2 separate regions of the Homo sapiens genome follow, and region 1 is linked to region 2. Evidence: read pairs that join two places in POLR2A ChIA-PET (ENCODE). Cell type or tissue: MCF 10A. All regions are shown on one strand. Links, peaks and the distances in the headings refer to the core of each region. The heading gives the core; the rest is flanking DNA.

The links. ChIA-PET counts read pairs that join two places held together with the same protein. Peaks named below come from ENCODE experiments on the same cell type or tissue, not always from the same donor. Only the 100,000 strongest peaks of a DNase experiment are listed, where the experiment ranks them.
Region 1: POLR2A ChIA-PET joins it to region 2 with 5 read pairs; 2 of 35 experiments call an interaction of 5 or more read pairs at or near these places.

What each region holds. Positions count from the first base shown.
Region 1 is chr11:102,136,644-102,142,037 of GRCh38, forward strand. The region is part of intron 2 of YAP1 (Yes1 associated transcriptional regulator); the gene reads left to right. Among named protein-coding and RNA genes, the nearest start is that of YAP1-DT, 29 kb to the left of the region's middle. In MCF 10A, for the core only: no CTCF peak of the experiment used is centred there; DNase peaks (open chromatin) are centred at 2,278 and 2,558.
Region 2 is chr11:102,304,196-102,309,589 of GRCh38, forward strand. No RefSeq gene overlaps it. Among named protein-coding and RNA genes, the nearest start is that of BIRC3, 11 kb to the right of the region's middle. In MCF 10A, for the core only: a CTCF peak has its summit at 2,057 (motif pointing left); a DNase peak (open chromatin) is centred at 2,206.

The DNA of each region.
Region 1 (5,394 bases), core at 221-5,220, 170 kb before region 2:
CACCGGGCTCATTTTTCTATATTCGAAAAGTTTCATATATATGTCTTTAATCTTCTCAGAATTGACTATGTATATATGAGTGTAGGAGTTTTTTTCTCAGATGGATATCCAGTTTTCCTAGGACGATTTACTGAAAAGTTCACTCCTCACTGATTAGTGATTGCACTTCTGTCCGTAATAGTTGCATAGATCTGTTACTGTATTCTGTTTGTTGTCTGTCGCTGTGTCAGTAGCACTGTCTTAATTACTAAAACATTAGAATATGTCTTGATAGTAGAGGAAGTCCTTTTATCTTGTCTTGGCTGTTCTTTGTTGTAGTCAGATAAATTTAAGAATTGGCTTGTAAAGTTCCGCAAAGGACCTCTTGAAATTCTGAGATTGCAATGAACCTATAGAAAAATTTGGAGAATTGGTATCTTTACATTAAGTCTTCTAGTCTATGACAATGGTAAAAACATCTGTCTCCTTTGCCCTTTAATGTAAATGTTTCTATAATCTGAAGATGGAACTAACAAGATCTGGGTTGAAACCTCAGTTCTGCTTCTTACTGCCTTAGGACCTGAGGCAAGTCACATAAACTCTCTAAACTTTAGTTTTCTTATCTATAAAATAAGTGGTAATACCTACTAAGCAGAGTTACTAAGAGAATAGGGTATCATGTTAAAACCCTGAGTGTAGAAACTAGTGCATAATATCTCTTAGTGAATGGAATTAATATACTACATCTCTCTCTCCTTAAAGTTTGTGGGATATTCAGTTTTAAACTGGGTGCCATATAATGTTTTAATATCCTTGTTAACAAATTTATCAAAATCACATATATGGGTAGAATTTAGGTGATGGGTATATGAATGTTCGCTGTACAAGTCTTCCAATTTTGCTGTATGTGAAGAATTTTCATAAACTTTTGAGAAAAAGACAACATATATGAAAAATATAGAATGCTTAAAAGACTTTGCTGCCTCTCCCTGCTCCATGTGAAATCACAGTAAAGCCAAGTTAAATCTGACTTTTTAGGTTAAATGTTTTATTGAAACTATTAGCACACACATGCTCTTGTGGGTTGATTTAGTTCTAAATATTTCACGTTATTAGAGTCATTGACTTTTTTTTTTTTTTTTTAAAGTCATGGAGTTCCTTTTCTCAATATCATTAACCTTGTAAGATCTTCTAAAAGTGTTTACAACACAGCTTATAATTAACTGATTTTTGGAGAGGTGGAAGGGAACTAAGTTCTTTTTTTTTTCTTTTTTTAAATTTCCGAGATGGAGTCTTGCTCTGTCGCCCAGGCTGGCGTGTTGTGGTGCTATCTCAGCTCACTGCAGCCTCCGCCTCCCGAGTTCAAGCAATTCTCTTGCCTCAGCCTCCTGAGTATCTGGGATTACAGGCGCGTGCCACCACGCCTGGCTAATTTTTGTATTTTAGTAGAGACAGGGTTTCGCCATGTTGGCCAGGCTGGTCTCAAACTCCTGACCCTGTGATCCGCCTGCCTTGGCCTCCCAAAGTGCTGGAATTATAGGCATGAGCCACTGTGCCCAGCTGATAGGGAACTAAGTTCTTTGGTGCATTGGTTATCTTTTGCTGCATTAACTGACTATGGAAAAAATTAGTGGCCTAAAATAATAATTCTGTCATTCGAGTTGGGCTCAGCTGAGCAGTTCTTCTGCTGATACTGCCTGAAGTCACTCATGCATCTGTATCTGGGAGCTATACTGGGGCTGGAGGGTCTAGGAAGGTCTCTCACTCAAATGTCTGGTGCCAGCTCATCTGGGCCTTTCTTTTCACGTTTTCACCATTCATCTGTTTAGTCCAGGCTTCCTTAGGTGTTGCTGGGAACATTCCAAAAGGGGGAAGGTGGAAGCTTTAAGGCCTCCTGAGGCCATTGTACAATTTCACTTCTACCACATTCTGTTGTAGATTAGTTTAGGCATGAACTGAAATGGAAAATTTAGCAGAAATGGATCCTGGATTTTCTGGTACCCGTGTTTCGTTTAATTACTTTGTTGCTTTCTCTCCCTCCCTGAGTTCAATTAAGTTGAGAAAAGTGTTCATTGTTATTACTGATGGATTAGACTTTATTTGCTCTTCATTGAATGTTTCAGTTAATTTACAGACTAGTAAATTATCTGAGTCATCAAGTTATGTACGTGTATGTGGGTATCTATATACATAAATATAGATAAAATAATGCAGGAGGCGAATACTTGCAGTGGCTTTAGGATGATTGTTATATTCCTGTGGTTCCTGCTTCCCAGAAATGTTTTCTGTGATTACATCACACGTGTCCAGGTTTCTTATGAATGAACACTTAAGGAGCACTGCTTCACTGGAGGGTAATTAACACATTCTCAGACATTTAATTTCAAAAGCAAAGCATATATGTCTTTCTCTAAAGGCCCATGAAAACAAGTTTTTTTTTTTTCTCTTCATGAAATTGAGTGATTATAAAAACTGATTTAATCCATTGTAATTTTTTGTTATCCAAAAGTTGATTTTAAACAGTGAATCAGATTTCGGCACTGTGATTCATACTCCCAAAATGAGTAACATGATTAGCAGGATATTCCTAGTTGTTCTCTTGACTTAAAAAAAAAAAAAGTCCATGGTGACTCCTCCATTTTTGGTAGTGGAGTTGTATTGGGTCTATGAAGAGGCTTTGCGAGAAAAAAGAGCAGCTATTTATGGAGCATTTCCTCAGGCCTGCAATTTGAAGCTATTATAGCAAAGTTGCTGAGCAAGTCCGTGATTGCAGGCCAACAGTCATTCAAGCCCCCATCCTGCAGTCTGTGTGGAGTGAGTTCAAAACTACTGCTGTGCAAAGTTTTCCCTCTGCAGTGTTTATCAGTTGCCTACTTTGTAAAGAGCAAGGGTTTCAGGCATTCTAAACCCGCTTTGTTAACTGGTAGATTATTAAGCAGTTACAGGATATAAGCTAGTTTTTGGGTGTTCGGGAGATTGTTCAGCATTTAAGAATACAATGATTCCCCCATCCCCTACTCCCTTTTAGTTACTTAAAATCAAACCATCTTATCATAAAATGCAGATTTTATGCAGATTTTTCCAGCAGTTTTACTTACGCTTATAAAAACAGATGTTGGGTTGTCTGTCAAAGGAATTATATCCTGTAGACCTGGAATCTGTGTTTGAGGGGAATTTGATTTTAGATTGTAGATTGCTTTGTTGCCTACCTATGAAAACATCATTTATTTTTGTGTAGGGTTTTGTGAGCTTTTTTTTTAAATGGTGACAGAAAATGAAAATAGCCTAATTGTGTTTTTTATCATCAAAGGATGAAATTGGCTTATCTGAATTTGGCTGGAAAATTTGATTTGGTATCAGCAAATGATGAACTGAAAATCAATGAGCTTTAATCTGCTCTGGATAATATTAACAGGGGTTTATCCTAAATAGGACTCTTCTAACCTGTGAATCTTAGAACCTTTCCACTTTTTGGTGTCAAAGTTTTAAAGCATAGTAGCTTTTCTGTATATATAGTCTGATAGTGTAAAAAAAATTGGGTGTTGTTGCATGTTATTCTCTGTCCCTGTAAAAAAAAAAATCTGTATTTTTCCATTGTTCTGGAAAAAATTCAATTTCAAGGAAAATTTTATATAGCTACTAGAAAATTAGTTTTTAGCAATATCTATGATTTTCATTTCAAGAAAGCAACAATTGATAGGAATTATGTTTTGAGGATTGAAATCTACTCTAAATTGAAAGTGTTCACATTTAATATAATAATCTAGGATATTTAAAAGTCATATGGGCATTCTATAAAAGAGAAGTATTTCTTAATCTGTTTCAGTACCCCCCATGCCAACAAAACTACGCATGATAGCAACACACACTAAAAAGAGAAAGAACAGTGTCATTAAAGGATGTCCCCCAGATTACTAGGCCTTTTAAAAATGACATCTTAGGCCTGGCGTGGTGGCTCACACCTGTAATCCCAGCACTTTGGGAGGCCAAAGCGGACGGATCACGAGGTCAGGAGTTTGAGACCAGCCTGGCCAACATGGTGAAACCCTGTCTCTACTAAAAATACAAAAATTAGCCGGGCGTGGTTGTGCGCACCTGTAATCCTAGCTACTTGGGAGGGTGAGGCAGGAGAATCACTTGAACCTGGGAGGTGGAGGTTGCAGTGAGCTGAGATCGTGCTGTTTCACTCCAGCGTGGGCAATAGAGTGAGATTCCATTTCCCAAAAAAAAAAAGACATCTTAATCCCTACGTTCTCTTGGGTTTCAGTAAGATTGGGTGAAATAGTGAGTTTCTTAACTGTGGCAGTTACAACTGAGAGAAATTTTCTAGTTCTGTTACATAAATTGAAATTGAGGACATTTCTATTTCACTGAATGGTGGCTTTTGGGAAGTGGTCCTTAGATGTTGTTGCCTCACCTTTGTGCCTCACCCCCATCTTTTCCGGAACGATTTAAATGAAATATACATTCCCTTAAGATTCAGCTCAGGTGTTAATTCCTCTAGAGAGTCTACCTAGATTTTTCCTGTCCAAAGTCTGCCTTGGGAGTCCCTCATGGCCTTTCACAACTACACTGCATTGGGAATATGAGTTTTCACTTTGGACTTGATATTGTGTCTTGTGTGCCTAGCATAGAGATGCAGCACAATATGAATGCTCACCAAAAAGAAGTTGAGAACTATTTTCGTGTTCCCAGTCATTTCAGAAGCATTGACTTATTTTTACCTGTTTTGGTGTCTTTATAAAGCTTCAGCACCATGCTCAGAGGTATGGGACAAGGATTGAGAGCAATGCAGTCCCTGTCCTCGGTTAGGAGGCAAGGTGGGTGCAATGGTAAGAAGTGGTATGAAAAAATATCCAGTTGGCGCTAAACAATGTGGTAAGCCCTAAGTAATGTAGCTTAGGAACTCAGGAAAAAAAGAGAGACTTACTTCTGTGTTGGAATTCTTGGAGAAGTTTGGTCTTTGGTTGTATTTGAAAGATGGATAAGAATAGACAGAATAGGATTTTATTCTGTATTGAATCCTTTTGTTGACTTTGCTTTATCTGTCATGGTTTTATAACAACATGTAATTTTAGTATTTCTGCATTTGGTTAAAAAAATTTCCTCTCATTTGAATTTTAGGTGCCTGATTGCTTATTCTCCTCCACTAGATGTGGTAAGGCCCATTGGACCCACCATTGTGTCTTATGCACTTAGCATAGTTTGTCTGGTATGCAATAGATATTTGAGAATGTGGTGTGCCAGCTGATTTACTGACTGAATTCTGGAGCATTGTTTTCCTCATTTGTAAAATTCGGGGATTGGAATATGTGATTCGTAAGAACTTTTGCAGCTCTAAAATGCTGTGAAATTCAATAGATTTCCTGTGAATTCTCAAGTCTATATATATTTTCTAGTGTGATAACATTGTAT
Region 2 (5,394 bases), core at 207-5,206:
GCCATTCATGAAGGATCTGTCCCATGATCCAATACCTCCCATTAGGTTCCACCTCCAACATTGGGAATTACATTTCAACATGAGATTGGAGGCAACAAACATCTAAACCACATCACCATATATGGATTAATTCCAGTATTAGGTTTCTTAGTGTTAATTCAGGCTAAAGAGTAACAATTAAACAGGAGTAAAGACTGACATATATGTACTGATGTCAAAATGTGTTATTGATGTAACAATTGGCAATTAAAAAATCATACTGATACTTTGCACCACAGTTGTTTGTGGGTGAAGAATAATCTTTGTTTGGAACAGAGGCATTTGATAGGTAAATGTCTGATAAATGGTGGATACCAAAGCCTGGGTGTAGATTGGGACAGTGCTTTACAGAGGAAAAAAAATTACTGTTCTTCAATGAAAGATGAGAAAAGGAGAGTTGAGGTAAGGGAAGGGGAGGAAAAGATAAGAGGATAAAAGAGGAGGAGGGGGGACAAAAGGGGACAGTAGAGGAGGTGAGAAGGGAGAGGGGGAAGAGGAAGAAGAAAGAAGTTGGATGGAGCACTGGAGGAAGAGAGTCAACAAAGGACTTCCTAGAAATGTGCAAGTTATTGTGGGCAGTAAGTGATATGATCAACCCACTGATTCTGTAGAGTCTACGTACTTTGGCTGGTGGAAAATTATGCAAAGGCTGCATTTCACATCTATGTTGGTGCTGGTTGGTCAGCGATAGCATAGATGAAGATTCTTGAGGCGCAGGGGATTATGGACCACATACATTTTCAGTAATTCATAGAAATCTTGGGCATTCCACGTCATGCAACTTGAGCCCAAGGCAACCAAGACCTCAAGGGGCAAGATGGTCTCCAAGTAGCAGCATCCAGGTTATGTAAAAATATGTGTGTGTGTATGTGTGTATGTGTGTGTGTGTGTGTGTGTGTGTGTGTGTTGGGGAGAAAGAGAGAGCACATATGGGGAAGAAAAAGAATTGGAGGATGGAGAGAGAAATCAGTTATGCTTATGAAAAATTCAACTACATTTTTACCTTTAATCCTATAATAGTCACATTTCATGCAAATAAAATATAGAATCTCTTTTAGTTCCCTCCCTGCTTCTGGTTGGTAGTTGCATGTACTGCTCAATATCCCTGGCAAGTAACATTCAGTTATAAGAAACTCAATGCCATTGGGGGAAAGTCCTTTCCATTTGTGAATACTTCTGTGGTTAGGAATTTCTTCACATTGAACTAAACTTTTCATTAAATATGTATTAAGTGTCTACTAAGTGGCAGGCACTATTTTATGTTCTGAGGATACAAAGTCCTTGCTCTTATCAGACTTATCTTCTAGTGGGTACAAATTCTAGATGAATAAAAGATAACTATGATGCCAGATGTTTACACTGAAATACACCTAGCTATACTGTACCAGCAAATACTAAGAAGGAAAATAAATAAGTCTCAGTGTAGAAATATGGACTAAAGACATAAATTTATAAGCATCCAGCTTATAATTTTCTTCAGATGCTGAGTATAAATGGCAATGAGAAAAGCCCCAGGGCACTCCACTATCAATATTCGGGGCAATGTAGGGGGACTAGAAAAGCAGCCAGACAGCTGCAAATTCCAACTTCCATTTCTGTCCTCTAGAGTAGAAATGCTTCTTCAGCAAAAAATCAGTTTTTTCCTTTGAAGATCACCATTCCGCGTTGCATAGTGGAAACTGAGCACTTCTTAACTGTGGTGGGATCAGTTAAGCACTTCCTTCTTACAACTTAAGTGTGATAAAGTGGCAGTGGGACTGAGGATCTGCTGGAGCTTTCCCAGGTAGAAGTGGCAGCAACAGCAACAACCTGCAGGCACTGGCAGGGCAGAGACTACAAGGCAGCAACGCCAGATCAGTGCTAGTGGCAGATGAGACCAGAAACATACACCCGATTGCCATGACAAACATTGTAATGCTGTATTAGCTACTGGAGCTAATTTCTGTATCACTGTGTGGACATAAACAGCAACAGAAGTTGGAAGAGAATGGAACCTGCCCCCTGTTGGCTGAGTCCCACCCCAAATGAATGGTGAAATTAGTAATCATCCCAGCTGGTATAATACTGAATTGTTTGAATGCTGAAACAATTGTTTCAAATCCAACTCAAACTGTTCACTGAGAGCCACTCAGTGTGCCCTGGGGAAAGGGGGGAGGAGTGGGGGGAGGGAGTGGGAAGAGGTAGATGGCCAGTAATGGAACTGTACGCACTCTGTACTCCGCGTACCCTGCCCCACCCCAAGCTGGTATGACTTCAGGTAAACACAAATTATACTATGAATCACATCTCTGCAATTCTATTCTTGAGCTATTTGATGCCCTGATGAGATGCATTTAAACCACAAATCTCAACTGTTGGGATCTGCTTGAATTCTGAGACTATTATCCAATTTACTGGCTATGAAGCCCAGATTTCTGCTACCTATAAAAATGATGCCCAGTGTCCTCAGCCAATCTACTCTTAATCATATTACTAAACATTAAGGAGAGATTTGATATCAGGCCCTGAGGCATCACGTCTTCAGAGACATTGTCCAAATCTTCTGCAGGGAGAAAAGAATCTGTTTAACAAATATCAAGTTGGATTGAACATCAGATGCAATGTGATACTATCATTCAACGTGTTTGTGTCTATTTTACCACAAAAATATTGTGAGAGACTTGCCAAGTGTTTTAATGAAATTCAAACATCTGCAGCCTTACCACCAGTCTCATCGGCTTATCAAAACAGGAAGTGGGTGTGTCGGGCCCAAATTATTTCATTTGAATGCAAGTTATCACCTGGCAATCCCTACTTCGTTATCTAAAAGTTCACATGGCACTCTGACAAATTCATACTAGGATCTTGCTTAAGATGGTTATCAAATGCATTCAGTCTAAATTGTCTGCAGAATCTTCTTTCTTCTCCTTTTTGAAAATTAGAATATTGGCTCATTTTCAGTTCTTCCACTATCTTGTGGGATTTTCAAAAATAATAACGTCTGTGCTTAAGTAATATCTTCTGCAATGTTTTTGAAAGTCTTTGTCCAAGACAAGAAAGAATTACCTAGAACTGCCATTTGCTTTGTAATAGCCTCCTCCTTAATCTTGACCTCTGTTTCCTCCTTACTAATGTTTGCCCCATCCTACTCCCCCAACCTTGCAGAGGAGTCACGCTGGTCTAGGAGAAGCACTAACCAAGTAGCTGCTGCTAGAGGAAGGAACCAAAAAAGCTGAAGCCAGAACACGATAGTCTGATTTAATTGAGAACAGTGAGGGTCAATGAGTCTGAGCTAACGTCCACCAGAAGGGTCGAGAGTCAATTCACAGCAAACAGTGAGAAGATAAAAGTCAGGATTCAAAAGCAAGCCAGGACCAGTCATGTATGGTACAAAGCTGTTGTATTAAATATGATAGCTACTAGCCACATGGGTGTTTCAGCACTTGAAATGTGGCTAGCACCACTGAGAAAATAAATTTTTAATTTCAGTTTAATTTTTATTTATATTTAAATTAAAATTGAACCAATGTAAGATATTTTTGCATTAATACAACTCCATTGGTTTGATAGGGCTACATTTCACTTTTACTGTTGCATCATGTAAAATGTCATTGTGACATTGTTCTGTGCATTATGCACACATGTGTCATATCATATAAACACTTACCAGTCTAGTTGGTGTCCACAAAATTATTTAAGTGATTTTTCCTATGCACCCATGTAACATTGTAACATGATTATTTGAATGTTTTATGCAGGTTGCACTAGTTAAATTGATACCTATATACATTGTAATTGGTAATTAAGTAAAAATGCTTATATTATAACAGAATTATATTTTGTTCTAATTTTAAAAGCAAGTATGGGAAAAAATTTAAGTTTAAAGCTAAGATATACTAGTGATGTAGAATAAAATGGTGATGCAGAGCCTACCAGTACTACAACTAGAACAGAAAAGAAAAAAAAAAAGACTGGAAGAAGATATGTCTTGAATTTTGCAATGAATGGAAATTGCAATTTGTTGTGGCAGAGCGAAACAAAAAAGCTGTTTGCTTGTTGTATACAAACTTTTAAAAGATATTAAAGTAGACAATATTAGAGATATTTTCAGACACTACATAGCAAATTTGATGTTTCCTTTCAACAGTCAAAAAATAATTGAAAAGAATAGATTTAGTCACCTGAAATCTGAAATAAATCTCTAACAAAAAATATTTTTGAAGGTTTCAAATGTACTTTATTTTTTCAATACTGCCATATTTTAATGGGTTCACAGTCCTTTTACTTGGCATAAATTGAGTTGGTTTTGAAACAATTCAGTATTATACCAGCTGGGATGATTTTTTATCTCTCCATTCATTTAGAGTGAGATTCTAGCAACAGGGGGGCAGGTTCCATTATCTTCCAATTTATGTTGCTGTTATGTCCACACAGTGATACAGAAATTAGCTCTACTAGCTAACACAGCATTACTGTATTTGTCATAGCAATCAGGTGTATGTTTCTGGTGGCTATGCTTTGTTGTTAATTGCTAAATGCTTCAAACTAGAAAGTGATTTAGTGTGTTTTTGGCCAAGGGAAGCATCGCGAAACTGAAGCTAGAACAGCGGCAACTGCAGTTGCTGGCTTGGTGCAACTTCGCTTCACATACCCTTGTTTCAATTTTTTTTTTTTTTTTCTCCTGAGACGGAGTCCCACTCTGTCGCCCAGGCTTGAGTGCAGTGGGACGATCTCAGCTCACTGCAATCTCCGCCTCCGGGGTTCAAGCAATTCTCCTGCCTCAGCCTCCCGAGTAGCTGGGATTACAGGCGTACGCCACCATGCCTGGCTAATTTTTGTATTTTTAGTAGAGACGGGGTTTCCACCATGTTGGCCAGGATGGTCTCCATCTCCTGACCTCAGGTGATCCATCCGCCTTGGCCTCCCAAAGTGCTGGGATTACAGGCATGAGCCACCATGGCCAGCCCCCCAATTTTTTTTTAAATTATGCTTAACAGGATCTGGGCTTGTAACTTTAGGTGGTGATTAAATGGCTTGGATTCTGGCATACAAAAAAAACCCATGGTGACATGGTAAAATACATTATTATTGTAGTTATGGAAATTTAGTTAGAAAATTATTAGGAAAACAGTAAAAATGATATTTCACAAAAAGTAAAATATTTTAAATTATGCCACCAAACAGTTGCCCATAGCCTACAAGCCCCTTTTAAGAATATCAAAGATAATTGATTAAAATTTTGAAAAATTGCAAGTACTTTACCTTTAGATAAGTCATGCCCAATTAATATTTTGGATATGTTTCATCTCAAAGAACTTCCAAATTTATGAAATGTTGCCAACATGTAAAACTAAAAGGTCAAACTCATGGTATAGA